2 separate regions of the Homo sapiens genome follow, and region 2 is linked to region 1. A link is a loop called in an ENCODE intact Hi-C map of the cell type or tissue named here. Cell type or tissue: heart left ventricle. All regions are shown on one strand. Each heading gives the region's core, and the rest is flanking DNA. Links, peaks and the distances in the headings are about the cores only.

Region 1 (15,178 bases), core at 2,940-10,939:
AAAGAAAGAAAACTGGAGCTAAAAGTGAACAAAAGAAAAAAGGAAAGAAAGATAAGAGAAAGGAAGGAATTCAAACCTCTCGGGTTAAACTGGATGTCTGAAGTTGTTTCGACTGTGGCTTCCAGGAAGCTCTGCCTCATTTCTTTGAAATATGACTCAGGTCCTTACCCAGGAGCATGTCTGACCTTGTTCCGACAGAACTTTAAAATATTTACTCTGTACTCCCTCTAGGCAGCTTCTCCATTCTTAGTCTCCAGCCATCTGCTTGGCAAGGCAAGAATCACAGATGACCAAGGTACCTCCTCACACACACCTGACAAGAGAAAAGTTTTGATTCCCTTGTCATGGGCCCCGACACCTTGGGCTGCTTCTACTGCAAAGGGCAGTATCTGGGGGATGCCCGGGCAGAAGAAGAGGACTGGGTTACATACTGTGCTTGTTTAACAAAGGTTTTGGGGGGCCATTTTAGCCAAAGATCTTTCTTTGAGTTCAAAAAGTTACACAGCTTTTAAAATCTGAGGCTGGAGCTTCTTGAGGGTGCCTGGCAAGGACAGCCAGGCCAAAACTGCATAGGAAGATGGCAGGAGTTTCCGTCCGTCACCTCTTCTGTGGCTGTGTCTCTCTTCATCTCTCAGGGCAGCCAGGGGACTCTGCTATCTCTATAGGCCACTCTCAAAATCCGCCCTCAGGAATGGAGCTCATGGACTCATTCGTGCAGGTGCTATAGCTAAAAGAGAAACTCCTCTTTAAATGTCTGAAAACAAAGGGATTGATGACAATTTTTGACATCTGGGGCTCTCAGTGCCAAGGAGGCAGAGAGGTGTTAAGGATAGGAAAGACTTCTTGAAATTGCTTATTTCGTATCTCGTGAGATTCAACCTACCAATAAGACTGGCTCTTTGCCATGCCTGAAGGAGTTCACTTGATATTCACAATAATTATGGAGTCCTCTCTTTTCTGAACTAAACTCCATAATAGGCACAATTAAGCTAACCTTTACTGAGCACTTACTATACCAGGTATTTTGCTGAGCACTTTACATTATTTTCTTTAATTCTTAAATTTAGGTAGAATATCATTTAGGATCCTCTTGATAGACCTAAACCAAATAGGTGTAAACGCAAAGAGCATTTATTGGTTTACAAAACTGGGAAGCTCAGGAACAGGGCTGCCTTCATACATGACTGGACTCAAACAACATTATCAGAACCTTGACTCCCTCCATCTCCTGGCATGGATCCACCTTCCTTTGTGTGTTGGCTTTGTTCTCAGGTTCCCCGTGGGGGCAGGTGGCTGGAGCTGCTCCAGCCAGACAGTCTTCCAGCATCTCCATTTCAGCAGGAAGTAGAAAGCAGCACTCAGGAGTGGCACTCAGCTTCCTCCTGAGTGCTCAGATGTACTCTAATTAGACAGCATCACATACTCATCTCTGAATTGGCCTCATGGCCAGGGGCTTTGAAGAGTCTGTCCTGAGTCATGGTCTGCATTCTTCTTCTTACTATTTTTTTTAGACTTTTTTTTTTTTCTCTGTTGCCCAGGCTGGAATGCAGTGGTGCAATCACAGCTTACTGCAGCCTTGACCTCCTGGGCTCAAGGGATCCTCCCACCTCAGCCCCCAGGGTAGCTGGGACTACAGGTGCACTCCACCATGCCCGACTAATTTTTGTATTTATTGTAGAGGTGGGGTTTCACCATGTTGCCCAGACTGGTGTCAAACTCCTGGGCTCAAGTAATCCTCCTGCCTTGGCTTCCCAAAGTGCTGGGATTACTGGCGTGAGCCACTGTGTCCGGCCTCCATTCCTGGAGGGAGGTGGAGGAGCCTTAACTAGACCAGAAGGATAGAGACTAGGGGAGAAGGATCTCCAGATGGAAATTTGGGGAATAGATGCAGAGCAAGCAACAAAAAATTTTCATAACCCCTGTGAGTGTTAGTGTTCCACTTTGATAGATGAGGAAACTAAGGCTCAGTAATTGATAGAACAGGAGCTCGAATCCTGTCAGTTACATTTAACAAGCCATATTATTGTTCCATTTATTCAGAGGAAATGTTTTTTCTTTTTAAATACATAAAAACAAGAATGCATAACTAGAGTAAATGAATTAATGTCAAATTTTCCATAATGAAAATTCTCCTTAACTTGTCCTGCAAATGTACCCCAGGAGACAGAAGAAGCCCTCTAAGAACGTATAACTCTCTTTTCAATATGTCAATGGCCAAGTTTTTCTGCCAAGGGAAAGAAAGGGAATGTGACTCATTATTAAAGATCCAGGGCATGCTTTTGACTTCATCTTCAGAATGATTTGAACCAACAATTCAGCTGGCTTCAAGAAAAACAACACATGAAGTGACTTACTGTAGAAAGTAAAAAGTTTCCTCTTCAAAGTTTAAAAATAAATCTTAAGTGTTAGAAATAATAGTTTCTTTTAAAGACTAACTTCCTTCAAGCCTCCTTGCTTTATGCTAATAACTCTTTGTTAAGCCCTATCCTATGTAGCTGTTAGACATGCTCACAGGCATAGTACATTCTATGTCCTTGAACCTTAACCAAAATATTTGTGTTGGACACGCTCATAGGCATGTCCCAGCTCACAGCCTGTGTCCCTTCCTTACTTAGGAATATTATTACTTTTCTACCTATTTTTAAAAGTTTTAAATTATTAGCCAGTCAGGTTTCATGAGGTCTGGCTCCAGCCAATGGAGACAGGACACAGCAATAAGGACCTCACGTGTAAGTAATAAATATTCTGGTGTCTGTTTATTCTGTGTGTGCCCTTGCCATTGTCCCATCTGCAAGGGACACCCTTTCTGCAGAAAGTAAAAATTGCCTTGCTAAGACAACTTTTTGTCTAAATGCTGATTTTTCCTTGTGGCACCAAAGAACAAACATTTTACATTTCTAACACTTACTGATATAATTTATCCTTTCTTAGATACTTCACGTGGGCCTGGCTGCCTTGTAAAGGGTTTTGAAACAGTCATTTAGGAGATATGGTCATTGTTGATTTTATTCTGAACTCTCAACCACAAGCAACTATGAAGTCTGTTATTAATGACCTTATCATATTGACATGTACTAACCAAGATAGAGAAAGCTATGGTGTTAGCAAAGTTAGCAAAGTCTTAGACTTGGCACTAATTAACTCTGTAACCTCAGACAAATCTCCTAACCTTTCTGATTCTCTCTCTTTCTTTTCTTTTCTGTTTTTTTTTTTTTTTTTTTGACAGAGTCTCACTCTGTCCCCCAAGCTGGAGTGCAGTGGCGCCATCTTGGCTCACTGCAACCTCCGCCTCCCGTGTTTGAGTGATTCATCTGCCTTAGCCTCCCAAGTAGCTGGGACTACAGGCACCCGCCACCAGGCCCGGCTAATTTTTTGTAATCTTAGTAGAGACAGGGTTTCACCATGTTAGCCAGGATGGTCTCGATCTCTTGCCTCATGATCCACCTGCCTTGGCCTCCCAGAGTGCTGGGATTACAGGCATGAGCCACCGTGCTCAGCCATTCTTTCTGTTTTTTAAGAGATGGGGTCTCACTGTTTTGGCCAGGCTAGTCTCGAACTTCTGGCAGTGATCCTCCTGCCTTGACCTCTTAAAGTGCTGGGATTACAGGCATGAGCCACCACCCTGACCTCACTTTCACTCACTTTCATCTATAAAATCTTCTTTTTTGTTTGGTAGAGGTGTGGTCTTGCTATGTTGTGAGGCTGGTCTTGAACTCCTGGTATAAAATCTTTAAAATGATGATAATAAGTTTATAAGTTTTTGTGAAATTCAGATTATGTAATATGCTTTAAAACTCAAGAATGTTTGTAAACCTGTTAGAATTTCACAAATATAAAGTGTTATACTCCTTTCAATCCAAGAATCTGAGAACTCTGTGGCTGCCTATCACAGTAACAGTGAAGAAATTCCAAGAGGCAGGTCTAGATTAAGTTAGAGTTGAAGTCTGTAACTTCAGAAGCTGATTCTGGACTAGGTAACAACCTCCTATTTAATCAGGAAATAATGGCTTGCAGTAAAACAAAACAAACAAAACATAAAAACACCAATGTGTTTCATTATATTGAAATGCAAAAAGAAGAATGTGATCCAAGCGTGGCATAAACTTCTAAACAAAATCACCAGTTACTAAAATTCTGTACAATTCCATTTTCTCAACATACTTGACTTTTGGATCATTTGTTCACATCCAGGAGATTCCTTAGCACCCCACATCTATTACCTCAAATATGATCAAATCCCTGCAGGGCTCAGAAGAAAGATCAACAAGTCAGAAATCTAAAGAGTAGATATACTGAGGCCAAATTAAAACAGAGCAATGATCAATCCCAAGAATGGAGCCTTTCAGATTTCAAGTAAAAGTGGCCACTGTTTGGGCAGAGGACATACTCCAGCATCCTTTTCTCTCCAAAGCCTTCCCTAGTACTCTCTGCCTTGCTTCCACACAGAAAACTTAGCACCTTTGCCCATCTCCGGTCAGATGATCAAAGAATGCTTCTTGGCCTTCCCTGACTTTCCTTGGTTACTGAACATTGGGCACCAACCATTATTTGTGTGTTAGTTTGTTTATGGGATTGGAAGCAGAATGCCTGCTGTGTTACCTGGTTAGAGGCACTGGAAGTGCCAACTAGAAAGCCCAATCTCTCAGCTAAAGGAGCTCTCCAACTGAGGTTTGGCCTGCAAAGGTGGTGGTGCCTGAGCTGAAGGGTGAATCAAAGCCAGCTCCTCGGATAAGAGGTGAGGGTGATGGATATTTCAAACCAAAAGAATCAGCCAAGTGCTGTGGCTCACACCTGTAATCCTACCACTTTGGGAGGCTGAGCTGGGAGGATTGCTTGAGCCCAGGAGGTTGAGGCTGCTGTAAGCTATGATTATGCCACTACGCTTGAGCCTGGGAGACAGAATGAGATCCTGTCTCAAAAAAAAAAAAAATTAAAGTAAAGAAAGAATAACCTGAACTGAGGAGAGACACAGAAGATCATGATGCATTTAGAACATTTATGTCCATATAGCTGGACTACAGAGTGTATGTGGCTCACAGGAAGCTGGAAAAAGTGAATAGAGAGGTAGGCAGGGGCTGGATCATGAAGAGCCTTGTAAGCCAGGTTTTTAAATTAGCTTTGATCATGAGGGCAATGCAAAGACATCAGAGAGGTTTAAGCACAGAAGTGATATGATCAGATGTGCAGTTGAATAATAACAAGCAATATGTGTTCCAAACAAAATTTGGAAAATCAGAAAAGCACAAAAAAAGTGTAACAGATGGTATTGAATGTCCGGGCCACACTATAGGTCTAAGACTATAGGTCTAAGAATGTTTTCTTAGACCTATAGTGTGTCCTGGACATTCATGACATGACCTTTTTATTTATTCTTTCCTATTGCTTCAGAAAAATCCATTCTAGGATAAAATCCTTGCTTTTCTGATCCCATTCTGTCACAAAAATGCTCTCATTTGAGTACTGCAAAAATTGTGTGAAGTGTAATATTACACCTTCAATATTTTATTCATTGAAAAACTTCTCATCCGTCTGGCTAGGCTTGCTTTAGTCTTGGAAGCTTGCAGTGAAGGAAGGGTGCACAGTCAGCTTTTTCCCTCTTCTACCCACTAGCTGCTCTTTCCTTAGGCCTCTGGGGATGGATTAGGGGCAAATTACTCAGATTTATGTGACTGACACAGTTGTCATATGGTGTGCCATTCGCACCTTGGAGATCCTTCTACTAGGGACCCCTGGCTAGAGTGCCCTCCTGCCAGGTAGCTTCACCCTGCAGGTGGTTTTCCAGGGCAGTGTCCCTTTTGACATGGACTGTGAATGGGTCCCCTCATTCCATGGCCCACCCGTCAATAAAAGTGCAGCTCCCTGCCAATGAGTCTTCTCTCTTTATTCTGTTGCAGGGCAGGCCCTTCTAGACTTTCACCTTTAGGCTTCCTCTGGTGAAAGTCAGTCCTGTGTCTCTCAAACTCCAGGAGACACAGATCAAGGACTCACTCCAAATGACTCTTGTGAAACCTCCTCACTTGGCTTAAAGGGAGGTGGTGTTTCCTATGGCAGGAGTAGGGTGGGTTTGGAACAGTGCACCAGGACCATTGTCTATAAAGAAGACCTTGATCTGGCTTCTTAAGCCCCCAAAGGATGTTTCTAGCCTCTCTTCCATAGCCTAAGGTGGGTAATGGGCTTATATTGACAAAGCCCAGTTCACAATCTCTTTGTGTGCCCTGAACATAGCTAGGGGGTCTAGCAATTCTATTAAAAATTGGTCTAGCAAATTTTTTAGAATGTGCCAGTGTAGGACCTACCTTAGTATTCTTAGTCTTTGAAGAGTTGAGAAAATAGAGGAAGCAATTTTCTTTAAAAAATGAAAATCATTCATAATTCCAATAGTTTTTTTTCTTTTCTCCTTTGGAAGTATAGAGAATAAGGAGAGAAAATTCTCCTTCCACCTTTCAACTATAACAGTTTGATGTGTATCTTTCAAAAATTTGTTATGCTTATATAAATACAGACTATAGATAGACGGGTGATTGTAAAACATAGCTATGGCCAGGTGCAGTGGCTCACACCGTAATCCCAACAATTTGGGAGGGCGAGACAGGAAGATTGCTTAAACCCAGGAGTTCAAGACCAGCTTGGACAACATAGAGAGACCCTACGGTTTCTACAAAAAATTTAAAAATTAGCCAGGCATGGTGCCATGTGCCTGTAGTCCTAGCTACTCAGGAGGCTGAGGTTAGAGGATCACTTGAGCCAGGGAGGTCAAGGCTGCAGTAAGCTGTGCTTGTGCCACTGCACTCCAGCCTGGGTAACAGAGAGGAACACTGTATCAAAAAATAAAATAAAATAAACAAATAAATAAAACATAGCTACACAATGTTTGACATTTTTTCTATCAAGAGGTGGCGTTTATGTTCCCTTCCCTTGAATTGGTGCAGGCTTGTGACTGCTTTGACCAGTGGAATACAGTGGGAATGAAGGTTGTGACTTATGAAGCAGGGTCCTAAAAGGCGTGAAGCTTCCACCTTGATCCCTGGGGACACTAGCATTTGAAGCATCAGGCCACCATGAAAGAAGTATGACTACCCTGAGGACATGATATTGGGGAGGACACACATAGGTCAGTGCCAGCTGAACCCATCCTTCAGCATTGCAGGCCAGGTGGCAGGACATGTGCATAAAGAAAAATGTAAGGAGTACCTCTTCTAACTCCAGCTGTTCCACTCCCAGCCATTCAAGTCATCTCAGCTCTAGATATCATGGGGCAGAGAAAAACCAACCCTGCTATGCCCTGTCTGAATTCCTGCCCCACAGAATCTGCAAGCATAATGAAATGGTGGTTGTTTTATGTTACTAAAATTTGGGGTGACTTGTTACACAGTGATGGGTAATGGGAACAGACAGCTATTTAGAAAGTTCACTGAACTGCAAATGGTAAAGATGGAGTTGAAGGGGGCAAGACTGGGAACAGAAAGACAAGGTAGGAGGGTTTTGCAGTAATCCACATGAGAGACCAGCGGCTAAATTAAGGCAGTGGTAGTAGGGAAGGAGAGATAGGGCCCAATGGAGAAATATTCAGGCTCAACACTTATGGCCCCACTGGCCGGTATCAACAGCACAAAACACAAGAGATGGGCTAGGAAAAGAAGGCATAGAGCAGAGGCCTTGCGCATGCTGTTAGCGTATCTCCTTTGGTATATCTCAGCTTTTTCCTCTGTGTGCAGACTCGGCTTTGTTACCCCAGGCTGTGATTACATGGTTTAGTTTCACAAACGGGATGCCCTGAATGTTAGGCTGTGGATTACATTAATCAATCTATTTTGTTTTATCTTACATGCTTACTTAAAAGCTCCTTGTACTTAGAAAGAAAATATATGCAAAGTAATGTACAAAGCAGAGACTTGTCATTGTTTTAAGCTGAGCCCTTGTACCCTGTCAATGAACAAAGAGGCCCCTGGGTGAGCAGGATCAGTTTATAGTGATCAGTCTCTGAGAGATCTACCTCCCTGCAGCAGGGCAGTGAAGGAGGGTGGGAAGGACAGGGTGTACGGAACAGAAAGATAGAAAAAAATTGCTCACAGCCAGCTTACTGGCACGTTTCAAGATATGCTAGGCCTAGACTGCAGGACAGTGTGTGCTGGAGATAGAGTTGCAGTCTACAAAAGGTCTGCACATGCATTAAGTATGGACAGACAAAAGCTCGTGCTGCCAAAAATGGTAAGGCTTGTTACCTCTGGGGGTTGGAATTACTTCTGTTTTTTGTTTTTGTTTTTGTTTTTGAGACAGGGTCTTGTTCTGTCACCCAGGCTGGAGTGCAGTGGCACGCTCTTGGCTCACTGCAACCTCCGCCTCCCAGAGCGATTCTCCGGTTTCAAGTGATTCTCTTGCCTCAGCCTCCCGAGTAGCTGGGATTACAGGCGCCCGCCACCATGCTGGGCTAATTTTTGTATTTTTAGTAGAGACAAGGTTTCACCATGTTGGACAGGCATGTCTCGAACTCCGGACCTCAGGTGATCCGCCTGCCTCAGCCTCCCAAAGTATTGGGATTACAGGCGTGAGCCACTGTGCCCAGCCTTCTTCTGGTTTTGTTGATGTGTTGGGACCTTTGTGCTTTTTTTATATTTTCCAAATTTTCTGCATATGTATTACTTCTGAAAATAATTTTTGAAAAAACTACATTCTTTTAAAAATTATGAGGCCCTCACAGTTTCACCCATGTGGCTCTTATCTGCACTAGTGTTTTCTGCAAGTTTCACTCTAGATCATCTGACTACTCTCATCTTCCTAGACTAGGGGACTGCACACGCAATAAGGGACCACTTTATACACAGTTTAGGGCCCTCTGAGTCTCCCTTTCAGAATTCTTTCCTGAACACTTCTCGAATACTCAACACATTCTCCAAGTGCTCGGGACAGCCTCTGAGTCCCTGCAGTCCTCTCTGCAGTGCCAAGTCTGTGGTCTTTAGTAACCAAGTCTGTGCTCCCAAATCACTTCTCTCTCTCTCCTACAGTCTCCCACTTCCCACCCTCCATCCAAATGCCTACTTACTTCCCAGGAAGATCTCAGCTGGATGTTAGAAACAGAGCTAATAAATATTAAACTCATTCACAACATTTGAATGAGTAGCTAATAGCTTCATACTCACTGAGTTTTAAAAGAGGTTGCCCAATTAATGTTAGTGTCTCTAATTGGTGATATCAAAGCTATAGTCGAATGCAGATTTTCCCGCTCGCATTAAATCTATGTGCAAGTAGGTCACAACCTCTTTTAGCCAAGCAGGAAGGGTTTCCTGCAGCCAGGCGCCATCACCATTAATATCAGATAGAGCAGTAACTAATTCAGTCATGTTGATGGATGCCGAGATGGTGCCTAGACTCATCTGCAGTGGGAGCTACAAAGCTAGAGTGCGAGAAACCAATTTCCTCCAGCCTGAAGTGCTCTAGGTCACCCCTGGTTACGGAGAAAATGACATGAGTCACTGCATCTCCTAAGCCAGCTTATCCAGAATGTTGTGCACAGCTAAGCCAACAAATAACAATAGGTGTACACAGAATACACATTATCTCACCCCATTAGTCCTGAAGATCTATTCTGATTTCCCAGAAAAAAGGTTAGGGAAACTGCAACGTGTGGCAGTTACAAAAACACTTCAAACCAATACCCAACAGGGGAAGAAATGCAGACACGCTCTGAACTCCAGCCAGCGAGCCAGTTCAAAACCAGGCTTTACCTGTCCAAGGAAATCCCTTCCCTGGGGGACATTTAAAATGGCTTAGAGGCTTTCTTTCTTTCTATAAAGCAGAGTTTGGGGTGCTCTCTTGCTCTTGGGGTGCTCTCTCACTCTCTCTGTCTCTCTCTTTCTCAGTTACATGCATTAAACGTTTACAAGTATCTACCATGTACCGAGTATTATGCTAGGCACTGAGGTTTCTAGTATGAATATGGCTCAGTCCCTGCTCTAAAAGAAGCTGAAATTCAGTTAGTGGGTGGCAATGGGCACAGGTGCAAATGATGGAGCAAACAGTAATACAATCAATTAAGTCCTATAAGAGAAGATAGAAGAACAGGGACAAGGAAGTGTTGAAGTCCTCCTGCCAGGACTGAGGCACAGGTGGGAATTGGGTGGGTGGAGAGGCGGGAAGCTGTGAGGCGGGGAGGCACAGGTGACCCTGGAGGAAAGGCTTCAAGGATAATTAGTTAACCAAGTGGCTAAGTGAGGTGCAGGAGAGGAGAGGGAGATGAACTCTCCTCTACTTTGGAGCATTCCAACTCTAGATTTTTATGTTTTTACATTAGCTTATTTTTCTTTTGTTTCTCATTTAACTCTAAAATCAAAACTAAGTGCAAACAACATTTTATAACCCTTGAAAATGGAAATGGTACACTATGACCTGTTCATTTCACAGTTAAGCTTCTTCAAATCTTCAGTTCTCTGCTCCTAGACTTTTGGATTCACATTAGTCCTAGAAGATGGATCAGAGAAATGCAAGGAAAAAAAAGTGAAAATCATTCATTTTTAAGTAGTTAATGTTTTATAATCTAATTCCAAAAAGACTCAGAGGAAACAATTAATGTATCTGTTTAACTGATCCGGTTAAAATGATTGTGAAAAAGTTAGAAACGAAAAGCTACATTTCAACTTTATTTCCCCAAGCTATTCCTTTCCTCAATTAGCCTGATAATTGGGAGATAACTACAGAGCATGCCACATCCACTCTAAAGCATATTTATAGGAAAAATGCCAGAGATCTGGCTGTCTATTCTTTAACTCTAAATAAAGCATTTCCAGATGCCCAAAATGCACCTAAAATATATTATATTATGTGTATATATATGTATATATATATATTTCTTTTTTTTTTTTTTTTTTTTTTGAGATGGAGTTTCACTCTTGTTGCCCAAGCTGGAGTGCAATGGCACGATCTCGGCTCACTGTAACCTCCACCTCCCGGGTTCAAGTGATTCTCCTGCCTCAGCCTCCAGAGTAGCTGGGATTACAGGTGTGCGCCACCACGCCCAGCTAATTTTTGTATTTTTAGTAGAGATGGGGTTTCACCATGTTGGTCAGGCTGGTCTCGAACTCCTGACCTCGTGATCCACCCGCCTCGGCCTCCCAAAGTGTTGGTATTACAGGCGTGAGCCACCACGGCTGGCCAAATTTATTTTTTGTATAGCAAACTGACTATAGGTGTATTCCTTTTAAGTTCATTTTTAAAAGCATAAGTGCTAGGCTGGGCATGGTGGTGGCTCACGCCTGCAATCCTAGCACTTTGGGAAGCTGAGGCAGATGGATCACCTGAGGTCAGGAGTTCGAGACCAGTCTGGCCAACATGGCAAAACCCTGTCTCTACTAAAAATACAAAAATTAGTCGGGCGTGGTGGCGCACAGCTGTAATCCCAGATACTTGGGAGGCTGAGGCACGAGAATCGCTTGAACCTGGGAGGCAGAGGTTATAGTGAGCCGAGATCACACCACTGCACTCCAGTCTGGGTGACAGAGCGAGACTCCATCTCAAAAAAAAAGTATAAGTGCTGTATACTTATAGATTAAAATAAAAGTACAGAGGGAATAACAGTCACTCCCCAGAAGTAATTATAGTCAACAACTTTGTGAATCTCTTTCCAATATACGTATGTATTATACAAGAAGATTGTAATATAGACCGTGGCATCTCCAGAATTTCTATATTGGAGAGGCTCAGGGGAGACATCTAGTTAAATGAGAAGGCTAGGAGAGAAGCTGCCTTTTCATAGTAAGCCGTTAGTATTTTAGATTGAATTGATTTGGCATATTTTGTGGGGATGGGGGCTGGAGGAAATTATGGGAGGAGCTAAAGGCTTTCCTGAGCCAGCTATGGCAAGCACTGCCACCTATTTCCACAACCTGCTTTTTTAACTTAAAAATGTCTTGAACATTTTACCATGTCACCAACACATAGAGATCTACCACCTTCTTTTATAATAGTTACATTGAATTCCACTGCATTTAATTAATCTCCTATTGATAAACATTTAGATGTTTTCCAGTTTTCACTAAGCATTCCTCTCTTTCTCTCTCCCTCCCTCTGTGTGTGTGTGTGTGTGTGTCTTCTGTTTATAACATGAGAATTTCTGTAGAATAGATTCATAGAAAGAAGATTTATAGGATGAATTATATGTACACTTAAAATTTTGACAGAAAACTCTCATTATTTAATATATGACTCTGCTGCCACTGTGATGGCAGAATACTGTCTTCTATGATTGATGGAGTGACCATATTATTTAGCAGCCAAACCAGAACACTTTTGAGAGAGAAAGTAGATGCAATTAATTATCATGCTGGAACCACAGGCATAAACCAGGACTACTCCTGGGCAAACTAGAACATTTGGTCACCCTAATAATTATTAATATAAACATCATCAGTGAGAATAAGATCATTGAAAAATTGACAGTTCTGCAAATAACTTAAGAAATTTCAATTATCCTCCTTTTTTCCTTCCAAAGCCTACTTTATTACTCCCATAGTGTATCACCGTGAAAGAGTATATGAATCTTCCAGCAATCTTCTTGTTGGATCTTGTGTTAATGACAACAAACACAAAATCTGGGGGGAAAGGGGGAGAATCTGCTTCTAAATGTTTAGCACTATTCAACTTTTCAGTTGAAAAAGGGGAGATTCCCAAACCAGGAATCATAGTTGGATATCAAAATATCTCACGGGATACAGAAATAATATGAAGAGAGGAAAAAGTGTTAGAAAATAGTAGAGAACCTTATCACAAAACATTTGTTTCCAGTAAATCTAGGCTCGGCATTCTTTAATAAGTCCAGAAGTTACATAAAAGCAATGAAAAAGAAGATAGCAGAGTCAGTTTTCTGAGGTCTGTGACTTGGGTTCCAGCAGGCCAAATTTTAGATAGTCCATGGACTAATGTTGATTTTTGTGGCTCAACCTGAGAACATATATTCTCTTTGGTGTCCTGTGAAATACTGGCAGGGCTTGGCCAGCTTCCTTGGTTCTTTATGGACAGTCCAAGCCCTGAGATACCAGACATATGGCCTTCTGTGAGTGTGGTCTACCAAACATGTCACTTCCCATTTCCAAGACAGCTGGGAAAAAAAAAATTATTTTGCTGCCAGGCAGGATCAATCTATGGTAAAAATCTGTGTAAGTTCAGAGACAACTGGTTGTTCCAGATGGAAAAGGAGAGTCCATCTCGTGTCTTGTCTGTGTGTGTTCCCATCCCTCCAGCAGTGCCCTTTATTGCTCGTTAAGGATTACATTCCTTTTTCTGTCTGTTATCCCAGGCTCAGGAAAAAAAGCCCTTGACGGGTTAATGAATTACCCAGCACACTGAATCATCTGTCTTGTGTTTCTTACTAAATGAGAGGCTTTAACAGATCAGCGCTGAGGTGTTGGGAAGTGTGTTTCTAGTAAACGGCAAGCTGATGAAAATGCCTCAAAGCCTTACAATTCACGACCTGAAGGCAACTCCAGGAGAGGATAGTTTCCAAAACATACCTCCTTTCAGCTCTTGTCCATTGGCTGCGAATTCAAAAAGTGGATGTAATTGTCAAGTTTTTTTTCAAGGGCTGAGTTAGTTACAACAATGTACTGTTTAGTAGTAGCAACTGTTAACCTACTTTTTTTTTCAGGAGTGACAATGGGTACAATACATAGCAGCATTCCCACTTTCTCACCTTGACTTTGCTTTAATTAAGGCGTGCATTGGCAAAACATTTGAAATGCATTCTCTTTCTGTGAAATGGATGTTTTGCTTTATCAAAGGCCATCTGAAAGCTGAGATCAATCTATAGGTACTGACAAAGATAAGATGTTAAGTCAAAAACAAACAAACAAACAAACAGAAATTGCCAAATAGTACGTATGGCAGATCCCATTTATGTAAAAATATGTGTAAATATAGTATGTGTTAGTATTTGAGTAGAAGGAATTTGAAACACTATGCACCACATTATTAATAACTGTTATGTCTGAGGGTGGAATTGCCAGGGCTTTTTACTTTCTAAGACATCTGTATGGTTTGCCTTTTATACAATAAGCATCTGTTACTTTCGAATCTGAAAGGGAATGGGGGTGCAAAAATAAAGTCACTCCAAAAAATTCAACTGATTTCTTAGTCATACAGTCAAACTAGCTGAGCTATCCAAATGCAAACATAAGAAGCTTACCAATGGGGAATGGACTGTACATACTGTAAAAGGTAGCATTGTTATATATTAATAAATATTACATACACAGGATAGGCTTCTAAGGGCAGAAGCAAAGAACAAATGCCAGAGAGAAAGAATTTTCTATTTCTCATTTAAAAAATTAACTTGTTAAAAAATAAACTTAATTTAATTGGAGAACTTTTTCAAACTCACAGACTTATTTTGGAAGATTACTCGTTTTAGTTACGTAACCTGAACCCTCAGTTTAGGAAAATGCTCAGCAAGAATATGACAGATGTTAATCGGTAGCATTTAATGGCAAATTGCTGATGTTGTTCAATTAATCATATCAGATCTAATGTCATGTTTTTCTGTGATTTGTGAGTCATCCCAGTGTGGTATAGTGAAAAGTATATAGGTTTTAGAGATTCCGCTTAGGTTCAAATCTCCCCTCTCCCACTATACTTCCAATTTGATTTTGGATCAATTACTTAACCCCCTTAAGCCTCGGTTGTTTGAATTAAATGTATTTTATAATAATAACTGCTTAATAGGCTTGTGATAAGGCCTAAACAAAATGATCTATAAAATGCATTTTATAAACTATAAAATGCTCTAGCATATAGTAGGCACTGAATATTGAGTGAATAAATGAAAGAATTAGGGAATATTATTCTAGACTTTGTTTAATGTCCACACAAAATGAGAGAGACAGAAAAAGAAAAACAGAGACAGAGAGGGTGAAAAGAGAGAGAGAGGAGAAGAGAAAGACAGAAAAGAGAGAAGAAAGGAGAAAGTTCCAGTTCCTTCAGGTGTGGAGTTTCCTAAGAATGAAAGTGACTCATGATTTAGAAAAGGAAAAAAGTGAACAAGCAATAACTGAATGCAAATCCTAGGTTTGGAATAATGCTGCAACATTTTGAAATTGCCACACAAATCACACATAATACCTACTATCCTTTAAGGCCTTCTCAAATGTCACAGCCATGATGAGGCCTTTCCTAATTTCCCAGGCAGTGGTAGGAA
Region 2 (15,178 bases), core at 4,921-12,920, 50 kb before region 1:
ATATTAATGTTTCAAATGAGAAGCTAAAGAATCACACATATTTCCAAAGGAGGAAGTCCTAATGGTTTTCTGAATGCACAAATGACAGCTTGTGAGAAGCATTTAAAGAGCTTTTCTGCTAACTCTAAAGGCCCAAGGTTTGTTTTCTCTGAGGTTTCTTAATGGAGTCTAAACATTTCATTGTGTTCACCGGAGCAGCGAATTGAATATAAAGTGGCAGGCCTTAAAAGGGAAGCCAGTGAGTCGGAGCATCATTTGCGTGAAATATATTATTATTGCCTGTTTTTTTTGATGGCATTTAAATGCTCTTATGAGAAATGAGTATGACCTCTTCTTAGATTGTTTCCTTTTTTCATTATAGTCACCCTGGCGGGGTCATCCCTCCCCACCGCTTTCAAGGCATCATGCCCAAGTCGCCACTTGGGGGCAGTCTAATGCCTCTGTCCCTTCCCATCGCCATTTTCCCGCCTGCCTTCTCTCTTAGGTGTTTGACCTGGTTTCTGGTCTCTCTTATAATAGAATGGTCATTACCAATCTCTGCAGTTTATTTAAAAAGAAGCAAAGGGTGGCATTCTTAACATATGGAAAAATGCTACATTGCACTCATACCGTTTTTCAAGGAGTATTCAGGAGTACTATCTCTTAGAAGGATGTAGGCAGGGCAGCCATGGTGATCACCTGTTTCAGAACAGACACCTTGGCTTGGGAAGGTTAAATCAATGTTTAAACCTCAAATGGCTCTGAAGGGGCAGGCTTTCTGATTCTTTGGTCAGTGCTCTTTCCTCCAATCATGCCGAAATAAAATCCAGCTTTTATTTTGCAGGAAGATCATTGTTTAATGAAGACAGCCAAACAACAAATAGCAGTACAAATAATTCAATAGAAAAAGGAAATCACAGAATCACATTATTTTCCTGTGTGTGCTCATAAAATGGTTTTAACTCAGGGAAGAAAAAAAATCACAATTCCCTTTCAAAGTTTAATAAAAATTCACTTAAACACGGGAATAAACAGCTTGCCCAGATCCTTTCCCCACCCTTCCATGCTCACCAGGCAATTTAATTAATGGGCAAACAGCCCGATGGTAGATTTTTCTGATACAGTGTCATGAACGAGTGAGATCCATCTTTGCACATGTTGGCACATCACTCTGGCTGCATTACAGAAACAGAACAGAGTCGTATGGTTCCTAGAAAGTAATTATTTGGCAGGGTTCTACCCCTGGGTGAATCCGCACAGAAAAAGTACTCAGGTGGCCCTCACTGGTGCCAGGGCCTGGGGTGGATGGCAGAGGGTGTGCATTGAATACGCGTGTAATGGTTTGAGTTCCTGAGGTGGGGAGGGAGAACACAGCAAGGGAATACAAACCCATAAGAACAGGGCTGTAAATCATGCCTACTTCCTCTGTTCCTGTAATTTATTCATTTAGCCATCAAATATGCATGGACTATTATATGCTCAGCACTGAGCAAAGGGTTTTGCATAAGTGAGCACAAGAAATGAACCTTTTTTTTTTTTTTGAGACAGGGTCTTGCTCTGTTGCCCAGGTTGGAGTGCAGTGGTACTGCTCACTGCAGCCTCAACCTCCTGAGCTCAAGTGACCCTCCCACCTCAGCCTCCCAAGTAGCTGGGACTATAAGCATGCACCGACATGCCTGGATAATTTTTGTATATTTTTGTAGAGACAGGGTTTTGCCATGTTGCCCAGGCTGGTCTCGAACTCTTGAGCTCAAGCAGTACTCCTGCCTTGGCCTTCCATAGTGTGGGATTACAGGTGTGAGCCACTGTGCCCAGCCAAGAGATGAACTTTTAAAGGATTGTAAACCAAGGGTATCTGAAATAAGTCTCAATCAATTTAGAAAGTTTATCTTGTCTGGGCATGGTGGCTCATGCCTGTAATCCCAGCACTCTGGGAGGCCGAGGCTGGCAGATCACAAGGTCAGGAGTTCGAGATCAGCCTGGCCAATACGGTGAAACCCTGTCTCTACTAAAAATACAAAAATTAGCCAGGCATGGTGGCGGACTCCTGTAGTTCCAGCTACTTGGGAGGCTGAGGCAGGAAAATTGCTTGAACCCGGGAGGCGGAGGTTGCAGTGAGCCAAGATCGCGCCACTGCACTCCAGCCTAGGCGACAGAGTGCGACTCCGTCTCAAAAAAAAAACAACAAAAAAAGAAAGTTTATCTTGCCAAGGTTAAGGACACACCTGTGACACAGCCTCAGGAGGTCCTAACAACATGTGCCCAAAGTGGTCAGGGGACAGCTTGGTTTTATATATTTTAGGGAGACATGAGACATCAATCAACATATGTAAGATGAACATTGGTTCGGTCAGGAAAGGTGGGACAACTCAAAGCAGGGAGGAGCCTTCCAGGTCATAGGCAGATAAAAGACAAATGGTTGCATTCTTTTTAGTTTCTGATTAGCCTTTCTCTGAATACATGATTTATAGGAATAGTCACTACACTTTAGTCTGGCTTAGTGAAACAATAGCGCAAAGGAGACAATCAGATATGCATTTGTCTCACGTGAGCAGAGGGATGACTTTGAGTCTATCTGTCCTTTGTCCACAAGGAATTTCCTTGTGATCAAATTGTAAGGAAGGTATGTCGCTTTTTTTTAAGTCTTAGTAGCTATCTTTTTAAGGAATAGCATGGGAGGCAGGTTTGCCCTAAGCAGCTCCCAGCTTGGCTTTTCCCTTTGGCTTAGCGATTTGGGGGTCCCAACATTTATTTTCCTTTCACAGGATTAAAAAAAATAAAAAGGTTCAGCACTTTGGGAGGCCAAGGCAGGCAGATCACTTGGGCTCAGGAGTTTGAGACCAGCCTGGGCAACATGGTGAAACTCCATCCCGTCTCTATATACAAAAATGATCTAGGCATGGTTGCACATGCTTGTAGATCCAGCTACCTGGGAGGCTGAGGTAGGAGGATTGCTTGAGCCCAGGAGGCAGAGGTTGTAGTAAGCCAAGATCATGCCACTGCACTCCAATCTTTGAGCGAGACCCTGTCTCAAAAAAAAAAAAAAAAAAGTTCATACTTTTGATCAGCTTTCATTTCAAATGAGGAAGTAGTTTTCAAAGTTATTTTAAAAATATTTGTTGAGCTTCTACTCTGTGCATTGGTGATGTCTGAAAAGCCCCAAGGCTCCAAACTGAAATATTGATATATTACAGTGAAGAGAAGCAGCTGCTTTTAAACCCCATTTTATTGACATGATCAAGGTTATACAGAAGTGCTGATGAGATGGGAGGGGTGAAGCAAGTACTGCTTTTAAAACTGCTCCCAAGATTACACTCAGTATTAAAGTTACAATCAATTAGAGAACCGTTCAAGGAATTTGCCAGAAGCCTTTCCAGGATTCTAAACCTGAGTAGGCAGAAGAGCCAGATTTTTGGCTAATTAGGCATTTGCCCTGTTCCTAACACCAAGACTTGCTCTGAGAGACGCCCCACTACCTCCGTTTCAATTTCTCCACAAAGGTTGAGGTCAAATATCAGCCTCTAGAACAGTCAGCGTTGTATAATCTGGTTAACAGAAATGCCCTAAGCACTGTGGTCCACAATGGACAGGATTCCATGCCCCCGTCCACTTCTAGCAAATGGAAGGAGCATACCTGCGATCTTACATCCTGCACACACCAATAGTACATCAGCCTCTTACTGCAGACAGGAGCTGGTCAGATTCTCAGCCAGTGTTTGGTGTGTCCCTTGCTACCTTCCGTCCCTCTGAGCTTGGTCCTCTGGGTGCTGCATCAAGTGTTTGTGTCTTGGCTGCTTCTATCCATTATTTCTCCAGGCATGGGAACTGTTCTGTGATGCAGATACGGGTCAATGCACCATCATGCAGTGATTATGACAGGAAACTGGAGGAGCAACAGCCGCAGCCACCAGAGGAGGAAGGGACCAGGCTTCCATTGCTACCTGACAACACCAGCATTGCCAAGCAGCTTTACATGCAACCGCAAACCCAGATGTCCAGCTTGATGCAAAAGCTGCCACAAAAGCACTCCACAAAATAAAGTCTGCACAGAGAGCAAAACATACCTTGGTTTCCCTCGTCCCCAGCTTTGATTTTAAGCAAGCCATTTATACTTTTTGGACCTTATTTTTCTGATTCTTGAAACAAAAGGGTAGGACCAATGACTTCTGATGTCCTTTTCAGCTCTAACTTTTTATGATTCTGTGTATGTAAAAGCCAAAGGAGAAAAAATATCTTGCAGGAGTTATTGACTCACTGCCCTGTAGCAGAATCAAGAGAATCAGTATTAATATTTTTCAGGCAATTAGCACAGGGTTAGCATAACAATTAGCGGTTGGTGTACACAGAAGAGTCTCAGACTGTGAATCAAAAGACATGAGTTCCATGCCATCAAGGAGGCATTATGCACTACAGAAGTGAAAAAAATCATGCTTTTGGAGCTGAGTTCAAATTCTGACTCCATCATTTGCTAGGGTGACTTTGTGCAAGTTACTTAACTTTTCTGAATCTGTTAACTTTGTTAGTAAATAAGACTAAACAATACTTCACAGAATTGTAGCTTCAGATTCAGACACAGAATTGAAGATCTGTTATAAGCTCTTCGCACATTGTAAGAACACACACAATATATATGCATTTATCTAAAAGCCTTTTCTAAGATCTCTTAGAGAAGGAAAACTAACCTATCTTGAGTTCCAGCTTTGTGCCAGAAACTTCCATGACTTTTGTCATTTAATCTTGATGAAGTGGCTGTTATCTAAATTTAACCTAAATTTACTTTACCCAGAAATAACATGAGTGTAATACCTTTCCTACCTAGCCTAAAGAGTTCTTATGAAGATGAAAAGAATTTAATGTGAAGGGATCTTGCAAATTGTCAATTTTTTATTTGTGAATATAATAGCCATTCTTTTATGAAACACTCTTTATAGTACTATGAAAAGAATGTTCAATTACCTAACATGCATTTATTCAGATCCTACTATTTGGCCATTTATTCAGAACATGATCTCTGTGCTCAGAGACTTTATAACCAGGGATCCCAAAATGACACCTAGGAAACCAATGAGAATGGTTAGAAGCAGCTGAGCTACCATCGAAGAAGAAAGGAATTAAAAGAGAATGATCTGACTTAAAGAATAAATAGATTTAAGGAGAAGCAATTGAGAGGAGACATTTTATATAAAGGGGTTAGCATGAAAATAGGAACACAGGCAGGAAAAAAAGTCTCTTTTGAAGCCTGTGAAGAAATTAGAATTTTTCCCCTTGTAATTTACAGGAACATTAAGCATTGAATCATGCATGCAGAAAATATTCAGTGAGCACCTACTACGTGCCAGGCACTACTCTAAGTGCTAGGGATGCATTAGTGGACAAATTAAAAGGTTGAGGAGCTTACGTGCTAGTGGGTGAGACTGCCACTAAACATAATAAATAAATTATACAGAATGTTAGAAGGTTATGAGTACAATAGAAAAGACATACTACAGTAGGGTAGGGTGATCCAAAGCACCAGGAGTTTGAGATATTAGGTGGCAATATAAAATAGGGTGGTCAAGCTGGGCTTCACTGATATGGTAACATGTAAGAAAGGCTTGAAAGAGGTGAAGGAGTGAGTCAAGCAGATTTATGGAGAAGGAGCTTCAGGCAGAAGGAACAGCTAGAGTGATAGTTCTCAAAATGTGATTCCCTGTCAAGACAAAGTGCATTAACATGATCTGGGAACCTGTTGGAAATACACATTTTCAGGTCCCATCTGAAACTCTGGAAGGCCCAGCAATCTTTCACTGGAGGGTTCTGGTGTTCCCTAAAATTTGAGAGCTACTGATCAAGAGGAAAGATCTAGTGGGTTTGTGCTGAGCTTGTGCCAGGCTTGTACAACCCCAGCATAACTAAAGTGAAATGCACCAGAGAAAAAGAAGCGATAGCGGAGATTGGAGGGGCTCTATTGAATGCTCTCATGCTAGACGTCGCATTTTTATCTGAAGTTCTACTTATGTAGTAATTTAAGAAGCCTCTCCCCCAAAGGAAAAAAAAAGTACGGTAGCATTAGTTGGCCCTGCTCAGAGTACATGACAAGAAGCTCCAATCATAGACCAGTTGAAAGTGTATGTTACAGAGAAGCCAAACACCTCACTATAATTAACTGTTTTATCAGCTGCTTTGAAAACCTATCATCGAGAATTTCCAAATGAAAAAGACTTGGGTTTCCCAGCTGAGACTGTTTGGAACCTGGTCGCTGGGGTTTTCCACAAACTAAGCTATCATTAAATATTTCTACCACTGAAGGGGGTCATTAGGTGTGCAAGCCCATTCGATTTAAATTCCTACTTATTTTGGTTGTGGATCTCGATATAGATTTGTGTCCCTAAGGCAGAAAAGAAGATGTTGGCATTTATGGATCTTAAAAATGTATTTTTTTTTCTAAAGATCTTAATGGATAAAGTAACTAGGGCTACAACAAGAGCTGGAAGCTTACACCCAAATATTTTGCCTGAACAATGGCTCCTTGTTTTATTTCTCAGTTAAGAAAAATGCCCAGGGACTGGCCAGGATAAGCAGTTCTTCCCTCATACTCATCCACCTGGCCAAGCAGCAATGTTCAGCTCTGTGGACACTGACAGCAAGAGGAGGTAGGTTGGGAAAGGGCCTGCAGGGCAGGCCTATGGGGAAGACACTGGGCTCAGAGAGCAGCGCCTTTAAAGTACATATACAGCCTGGCCAACATGGTGAGACCCTATCTCTACTAAAAATACAAAAATTAGTCAGGCCTGGTGGCATGCGCCTGTAATCCCAGCTACTCGGGAGGCTGAGGCAGGAGAATCGCTTGAACCTGGGAGGCGGAGGTTGCAGTGAGCCAAGATCGCACCACTGCACTCCAGCCTGGGTAACAGAGTGAGACTCTGTCGAAAGAAACAACAGAACGAACGAACGAAAGAAAGAAAGAAAGAAAGAAAGAAAGAAAGAAAGAAAGAAAGAAAGAAAGAAAGAAAGGAAGGAGGAAAGAAGGAAAGAAGGAAAGAAAAGAAGTAGGCCTGCTAACAGTGTCAGGTCCTCTGGTCTTCAGCAGGGGACAGATGGAAAAGAATTTTAATGGGTCTATGCTGACTGGTGCCATCCCAATTTTATGCCTTATCTTCCTGACATATTTTGCCAGCTTGTTCACAGATATACCCTTTGGTTATATATATATACCTGGGATTCTGATTTAAGCAGGTACCGAACCTTGGACTGTATCAACTCTACTTCGGTTTCATGGACTAGATTCTAGGGTCCAGCCCAGGCTTTCCCAGCACCAATCTTGGCCTGCCCCTGACTTTATCTTGACAGTGTCCCAGTAGTTAAGTTCCCCTGTGAGCCCCTCACTCTGACTCACCTGGAGCTCAGAGGTTTCCCTGTGCTTAGGCCCATCTCCCGTGGTGCCTCTACCTAGAGTCCTTCAGCTGCAGTTTTGGCTTCACTGTCTACTCCTTATTTTTTTGAGGTCTGACCTCAGAGTATCTTAAGAATGCAATATTTAACAAAACATATCCCTCCAAGCTTTGCAATATCCCCTGTGATCCCATTTCATGGGTAAGAAACCAAAATTATTATAGTCGATGAATAATAACCCCACTGATTCACAGGAACATTAAGAAAACCTTGCCAGGCTAAGCAATTCCAGGCAGCCTTCAGCCGCCACCACCGGTGATGAATCACAGAGGCTGCTGCCAGAGATGGGACATTTTGGGACTCTGCACATACAACTTAAGACACAGGATGGGAGTGGAGGTGAGAAAGAGAAGACATAAGATCCGTCCAGGGCAAAGGATTCAAAGGTCACCAGGACTACACTCACCTCCTGAGACCTGGTGACAGCAAAAACATTTCCTCGACGTGACTTCTATTTGGAAGTTGAGGAGACAGTTCAGCCACCTTGTAGAGTATTTTGCATCAGCTAATGCTCCCTGGCCTGACACACTCACAAACTCTGACCCATTTAGATAACCTCCCCTCAACCAAAAAAGAACGCACTTTCACCAGCCCCTGAAAATCTCCCAATGAATTTATCTTTTTAAAATGAGATAATTACACACGAAGCACTTAGAACAATGCCTGGCGCATATTCAGCACTGACTACGTGCTAGCTATAGTTGTTATTTTTGTCTGTGGTCTGAAGACAGATGCAGTGCCACTTGTCTCTTCAGACGCCAGTATCTCAATGCCCCTCTTCACCCGTGCCACACCCAGCCTACCAGGTCTCATTTCATCGAAAAACAAACAACAATAACAGCAACCCTCCCGCCCCCAAGCATTCTAATCAAATACTGCCTCTATATGCTATTCAGATTGCTTTTTTAAAAATGAAAATATACCTCAAAATGAAACAAATCAGGGATGCTTAATGATAGCCAAAATGTAATGTGGGGACCTTGTTTGGGTCCTGAGTCAAACAAAGCAACTATAAGAAGACATTTTAGAGACAATCGGGGAACCTTAATTACAGACTGGGTAGCCATAATACCAAAGCACTGTGGTTACTTTTGTTAGGTGTGATAATGGCATTGTGGTTATTTACTTATTTTGTTTTCAAAAAAAATATTTTGAGAGATTCAGAGGTGAAATAATATAAGGTCTGGAATTTGCTTGAAAGGAGCTCAGCAAATAAAAAATAAACAAAAAAGGGAGGATAGATCAAATAATGTAGCAAAAACTTCATAATTATGGATATGGGGGGTGGGCATATGGCAGTGTCTCCTGTTTTTTTCTCTACTTTACTGAATTAGCTCTCATGCCAAAAACAAAAAAACAAAAAAGGTTGCTGACCAAAAGTTTTTGGCAGTAGAAACTCAAGATTGGTAGGCCATGGGCAACGGATTGAATACTGATAGCAAGGGAGGCCATGAGGGGCGATTGAAACCTGGACCAGAGGTGAACATTACCGGGGCTGGAGGTGGTGAGAGTTTCTGGTGAAAGTGAATTCTGTATCCTGGAGTCTGGGGGAAAGAGAGGGCTGTAAAGTGAGACAGGCCAGTGCTCTGTCAAGAACTGGGGGAAGAGGAGAGAGATCCAACCGAGACACAGGCTGCAGGATTCCACCTCTGCTCGCTGGGTGCCATCCAGGCCATGTTACACCCCCGTTGCTTCTTGGAATGTGCTATCCTGTCTCCAGCAGAGCAGGGCTAGTCTTTGGCTAGTCTTTCCTCTGGAAACAGAGAAAACGTGTAGAGAGAAAAAAATAGAAATTACTGTTTTCTCTGGAGTTCACATGCCCTAAAATGACAAGATTCTCTTAACAGTGCTTTTTAGGAATAGGCATGGTGTGATTGTGGGAGGCTTGGGAAGGGCTGTCTCTGCTCCCAAAATATTTCCCCTCCCTCTTTCTTTACCTAAAATTCTACCCAAACGGGTGAGGTCTTTCTTTTCCACATCTAGAGCTCAGTTTACAGTGTTAAAATTCTTGGCTATGACTGCAGCTTATTCACCCTAATGCAGAAAGGACTAAGATCACGTTCTTCCTTCCCTTGCTGGCAAAAACTAGAGACAGCAGAGGGCCCTGGGAATAGGGAGGATGAAAACAAACTTAAATTATCTACAACGTGGCTGAGCACTGTTTCTCTGAATCTACTGGACAAATAGAAGTGGATGAAGAGTATGCAGCCATGTCTATTCTCAGACGGCACTCTGAAGAAGACTAAAGTACCTACATTCCCTTAATGACTCAGGCATCAGAGACATCTCCTCTCTCCCAGGCCCCACTCAGAAAAAATGTCAGATGCTGAACATATCCATAGCAACCAAGAACACTCCTCGGTGCCACCTTGGCCTCAGTTCCTGAATTTCTGAAATGGATTGAGAGAGAGAGGGAGAGGAGGAGGGGGAGAGGGAGAAGAAGAGGGGAGGAGGGAGGAGGGAGAAAAAGGGGGAGAGAAGAAGAGGGGAGGGGGAGGAGGGGGAGAGGGAGAGGGAGAGGAAGAATCATACTTCTATATTTATCTTTTCCCTCCCTACTCTGGGATTTTATAAAAATTAATAAAATAGTGACTGCACCTGGCCCCCTGGAAGAAGACCCCTTTCTGTGCCGTGGGAATGATGCCATTTTCTTCCCATATTCTCCTCAGATGTCTTTTCCATTAATCACCTGATTTTGAGAAGCATAAAGGAATTTGGTGTCCTTTCTATTTTAGTCCATCATATTATTTTGTAACTCAACCATATTTGTAAAGAAAAGCTAGGTTGTATTCCCACTAACAGTTCAACAGAGCAATGTTCCAAGTGGGTTGTAGTAAAATAATGTTAATCTTTTTCTTGGAGCAGGAAGAAATACAGCAACCCTTTGTCAGTCTTCCACTTGCTGCAAGAAATGGGAATCTTGCAGAAACACTGGACTTGCATAGGCAATGAGAAAGCATTGAAAGAATAGTTCACCAAGAAATGGTAGTTCCTCTTTTACTTTTTTTTTTTTTTGAGACGGAGTTGTGCTCTTTTTGCCCAGGCTGGAATGCAATGGTGTGATCTCGGCTCACCGCAACCTCTGCCTCCCGGGTTCAACCGATTCTCCAGCCTCAGCCTCCCGAGTAGCTGGGATTACAGTCATGCACCACCACACCTGCCTAATTTTGTATTTTTAGTAGAGACGGGGTTTCTCCATGTTGGTCAGGCTGGTCTCAAACTCCTGACCTCAGGTAATCCGCCCGCCTCGGCCTCCCAAAGTGCTGGGATTACAGGCATGAGCCACCGCCCCTGGCCGGCAGTTCCCCTTTTATTTTAATGACACGCTCCCTCTTTTCTTTAGGAATATATCCCTCCTCACCCCCTCAGGCCCTGGTGAGGTTGTCAATCACAGTACCCCATCCCTCTTCTGGCTCCAGTGGGAAATATGCTGACCCAGATTGGCCAATCTGAGTACACCATCATTCTGACCATTGTCATTAGTTCAGGGCAGGCAAATGACCCAAGCCAGTCAATCAGGGCTGTCAAAAGCTGGCACTGCACAATCCAACAGAACTTGTTTACTCTGCAGCAACGTCCTTGCCAGCTCAGGTCCCTGCTGTGATGGACTCCTGGCCTGACTCTGAGGTTTGTTCACACTCTCAGTGCCCAGCCAGGGCAGCTACATGCCGAGGGGCTTCCTGCCTATGCCACACGTTCACCAGAGCACTGCCAAGGTTCCAGGGAAATGGAGCCGACTGGGTTTGTCAGAGCCAGGTCTCAGACAATACTTTTGGATCTGCTGTGGTAGGGATGAACCAGTCCCTCTGAGGAAAGAATATTCCTGTGACGTGTAAGAAATACATATTTGGGCTGGGCACAGTGGCTCATGCCTGTAATCCCAGCACTTTGAGTGGCAGAGGCGGGAGGATTGCTTGAACCCAGGAGTTCATGACTGGACTGGGCAACATAGCAAAAACTGTCTCTACAAAAAGTACAAAAATTAGCTGGGCATGGTGGTACACTCCTGTAGTCCCAGCTACTTGGGAGGCTGAGGTGAGAGGATTGATTGAACCCTGGAGGTCAAGGTTGTAGTGGGCCATGGTTGTGCCACTGCACTCCAGCCTGGTGACAAAGCAAGACCCTGTCTAAACAAACAACAACAACAACAACAAAACAAAAAACAAAACAAAACAAAAAAACAGAGAGAGAAATACATATTTGGTCTCTGCCCTCTGGGGCCCCATGAGTAGACACTGGAAACTTTTAGTCCCATCCTTTGTCCTTCAGGGAGGGGAGAGGAGCTAGAGATTGAGTTAGTAATGCCTACCTAATGAAGCCTCCATACAAATCCCTAAAGTATGGGGTTTGGAGAGCTTTGGTGTTCGTGAGCGAGACTGCACCCACATACTGAGAGGGTGGCAGAACTCGTTCATGGAGACAGAAGATTCCTATGCTCAAGACCCTTCCAGACCTTGCCCTATGTGTCTCTTCATGTGGTTGTTTGTTTGTATTCTTTAATATGTCCTAATAAACTGGTAATCTAGTAAGGAAACTGTTCTCCTGAGTTCTGCAAGCTGCAATAGCAAACGGTCAAACCTGTGGAGAGGGTCCTGGGAACCTCTGATCTGGAGCCAAGTCAGGCAAAGTTGTGGGTAAACTGGGGACTCACCACTTGCAGTTGACATCTAGGGTAGGGGGCAGTCTCATGAAATCATGCCCTTAGCTTGTGAGATCAGATGCTAACTTCAGGTAGATAGTGTCAGAATTGAGTTGACTTGTGGAACACCTGGTTGGTGTCTTCTGAGAAGTGAGGAATAGGTGTTGGGAAAAAAATCCCACACATCTGGCGTCAGAAGTGCTCTGTAGTGAGCATGAGTATAGGGAAAAACAGTTTATTTTTTCTATATAACCCCCAAAGAGAGACTCACCAGGACAGAAGGAAGATTTGGAGCTGGTTACCCGGGCTTTGTGCTGAGATCCAAAGATTTTTCAGCTGGGCCGCAGTGGCTCACGCCTGTAATCCCAGTGATTTGGGAGACCAAAGCAGGAGGATTGTTTGGCTGCAGGAGTTTGAGACCAGCCTGGGCAACATAGTGAGACCCCCATCTCTACAAAAAATTTTAAAACTTAGCCAGGTATGGTAGTGTGTGCTTATAGTGTCAGCTGCTTGGGAGGCTGAGATGGGAGGATTGCTTGAGCCTGGGAGGTTGAGGCTGCAGTGAACCATGATCATACCACTGCACTCCAGCCTGGGTGACAGAGCAAGACCCTGTCTCAAACCAAACAAACAAACAAAAAATAAATAAATAAAGATATTTGAGCTAAAAGTATCATTGATTGGCTTTGGCAGATCATAAAAAGACCTATATTACCCCTTCCCCCAAGGTAACAGATGCTTGTGCGCAGCCACAGCTGACTAACCAGGCAGGGACTATACAAGAGAGAAAAAAGATGCTGCAGAATGACCTTAGTCACCTCTAGACATATGATAGATAGGCTGTCATAACTTTTAAGCACCTTTCTCAAGGCCCACAGTGTTATACCACACTGTTTCCATCTGAATGCTTCAGAGAACAGGTTTCAAGCAAGACAACCTGGTACCCAGAAGTGGAGGCAGGGCACTCTTAACCAGCATGCACCTGGCATGAGAAATACTCTAGGATTTTCTATACAGCAGATTAAGAAATATGGGGATCCCAGTTGGGTTAAGAATTAAGTGCCTTTCCAATTGACTTAGTGCTGGTGAGGGGTGACAGTGGGGAAAGGTGTTGTCTTATTTTCACTGAAGCACATGGTCTACTTCACTGAAGTAAGGCCAATTTGCATTTTTTCCAGTTATATATGGAGTCTTGTATTGGACTTAGCTGGCACTGTATTTCTACTTTATTCTTTTTTTTTTTTGAGACAGAGTCTTGCTCTGTTGCCCAGGCTGCAGTGCAGTGGCGTGATCTCTGCTTACTGCAATGTCCGCCTCCTAGGTTCAAGCGATTCTCTTGCCTCAGCCTCCCAGGTAGCTGGGATTACAGGCACCCGCCACCATGCCCAGCTAATTTTTTTTTTCTTTTTCTGAAACGGAGTCTTGCTCTGTTTCCAGGCTGGAGTGCAGTGGTGCGATCTCGGCTCACTACAGCCACCATCTGCCATCTGCCAGGTTCAAGCGATTCTTCTGCCTCAGCCTCCTGAGCAGCTGGGACCACAGGTGTGCACCACCACGCCCAGCTAATTCTTGTAACTTTAGTACAGACAGGATTTCACCATGTTGGCCAGGGTGGTCTTGAACTCCTGACCTCAAGTGATCCACCTGCCTCGGCCTCCCAAAGTGCTGGGATGACAGGCATGAACCACCGGGCCTGGCCATCTACTTAATTCTTAAAAGTGGTCTTTAGAAATTGACTCCTAAGGCAGCTGTCCTGCCTGCCCCTCAACCCAGTTCTGCATCTGTGCCATTGCTTCTGTGCACCCTCTCTGCTTCCCCAACCTTCTTTAAATAGGTCATGCTATCTCCCACCAGAGGGCAATGGAATGAGTGTGTTAAGAATAGAATTCTGCAGATAAAGCCCACTCTGATTTTTTCACTGTTACCTGCTGTGTGTTTGGAGCCTGCTTGCCCATTGACCTGAGGCCTCACACCACTAGGCCTTTCCAGTGACTGCCTCACTGAGACCCTTTTGGATTTTCAATCCTGTAATGCTAATGAAAGCTTTATCCAATTGATGGCATCCCACTAATAACAATGTTGGCATGCATGGCCCTTTCATCTCCTCTTGGCTAGTGATAAAATAGTCTGCGATTCCAGCTGGAAACGATTTTGACTCAAGGGGTTTCTTGGCCAGAGGTAAATTGTTTCTTTATATCTATACTGGTGGCCATCTGAATTGTATAAGTTTAAACGTTTTTCTGTCAAAGAAAATATCTCAGATATAAAGTGTGACTTTTGGCTAAGGTATTCTAGGAGACAGAGAATGGTATCCAGGTTGGATTACTTAATATAAAAATAGAATCATATTCTCTTACTTGCATTTTTCTTCAAGCCATTTTGTTGACACACAGTACCAAAAGCATTTCAGAGGTCAGTAGCAGGCATCTGAATACCCTCAAATGAAGCAACAACAAACAATCAACTAGTAAATACTATTTTTAAGGGATTTTTTTTTGAGGTGGAGTCTTGCTCTGTCACCCAGCCTGGAGTGCAGTTGTGTGATCTCGGCTCACTGCAACCTCCGCCTCCCGGGTTCAAGCGATTCTCCTGCCTCAGCCTCCCGAGTAGCTGGGATTACAGACGTGTGCCACCATGCCTGGGGAATTTTTGTATTTTTAGTAGAAAAGGGGTTTCACCACGTTGGCCAGGCTGGTGTCAAACTCCTGACCTTAGGTGATCCACCCGCCTCAGCCTCCCAAAGTGCTGGGATTACAGGCATGAACCACTGCGCCCGGCCTAAGGGATTTTAAGGCAGCAAAAAACCCAGTTTCAGGCTCTGCCTTCTTAAACACAGCCATATAAGACAGATTAGGATAAAAAAATATAGACCCATATTCATTTAAGATATGCAGATAGAAATTGCCAAGTATTAGTGCCATGCACAGGGTTTAAGGTGACCAATTGCCTCAGTTTTCCCAGTACTGTCTGGGTTTTAGCACTGTAAGTCCCACATCCCAGGAAACACCTTGGTCCCAGGCAAACTGGAACATTTGGTCACCCAAGAGCAGGCCAAGTCACAGAACTCAGGCCATGGCCAAAATGAATAGACTGTTCAGGTATTTTTATGGTTGATGTATATTATTTGTC

What was found. A loop is a pair of places that touch in the nucleus more often than their neighbours do. Peaks named below come from ENCODE experiments on the same cell type or tissue, not always from the same donor. Only the 100,000 strongest peaks of a DNase experiment are listed, where the experiment ranks them.
Region 2: it touches region 1 in a loop (2.4-fold over the local background); 7 of 110 quality-filtered maps call a loop at or near these places.

Annotation. Positions count from the first base shown.
Region 1 is chr1:180,585,505-180,600,682 of GRCh38, forward strand. No RefSeq gene overlaps it. Among named protein-coding and RNA genes, the nearest start is that of OVAAL, 34 kb to the left of the region's middle. RefSeq lists a silencer at 412-595. In heart left ventricle, for the core only: no CTCF peak of the experiment used is centred there; no DNase peak of the experiment used is centred there; H3K27ac peaks cover 1,064 bases.
Region 2 is chr1:180,533,263-180,548,440 of GRCh38, forward strand. No RefSeq gene overlaps it. Among named protein-coding and RNA genes, the nearest start is that of OVAAL, 18 kb to the right of the region's middle. In heart left ventricle, for the core only: no CTCF peak of the experiment used is centred there; no DNase peak of the experiment used is centred there; H3K27ac peaks cover 5,943 bases.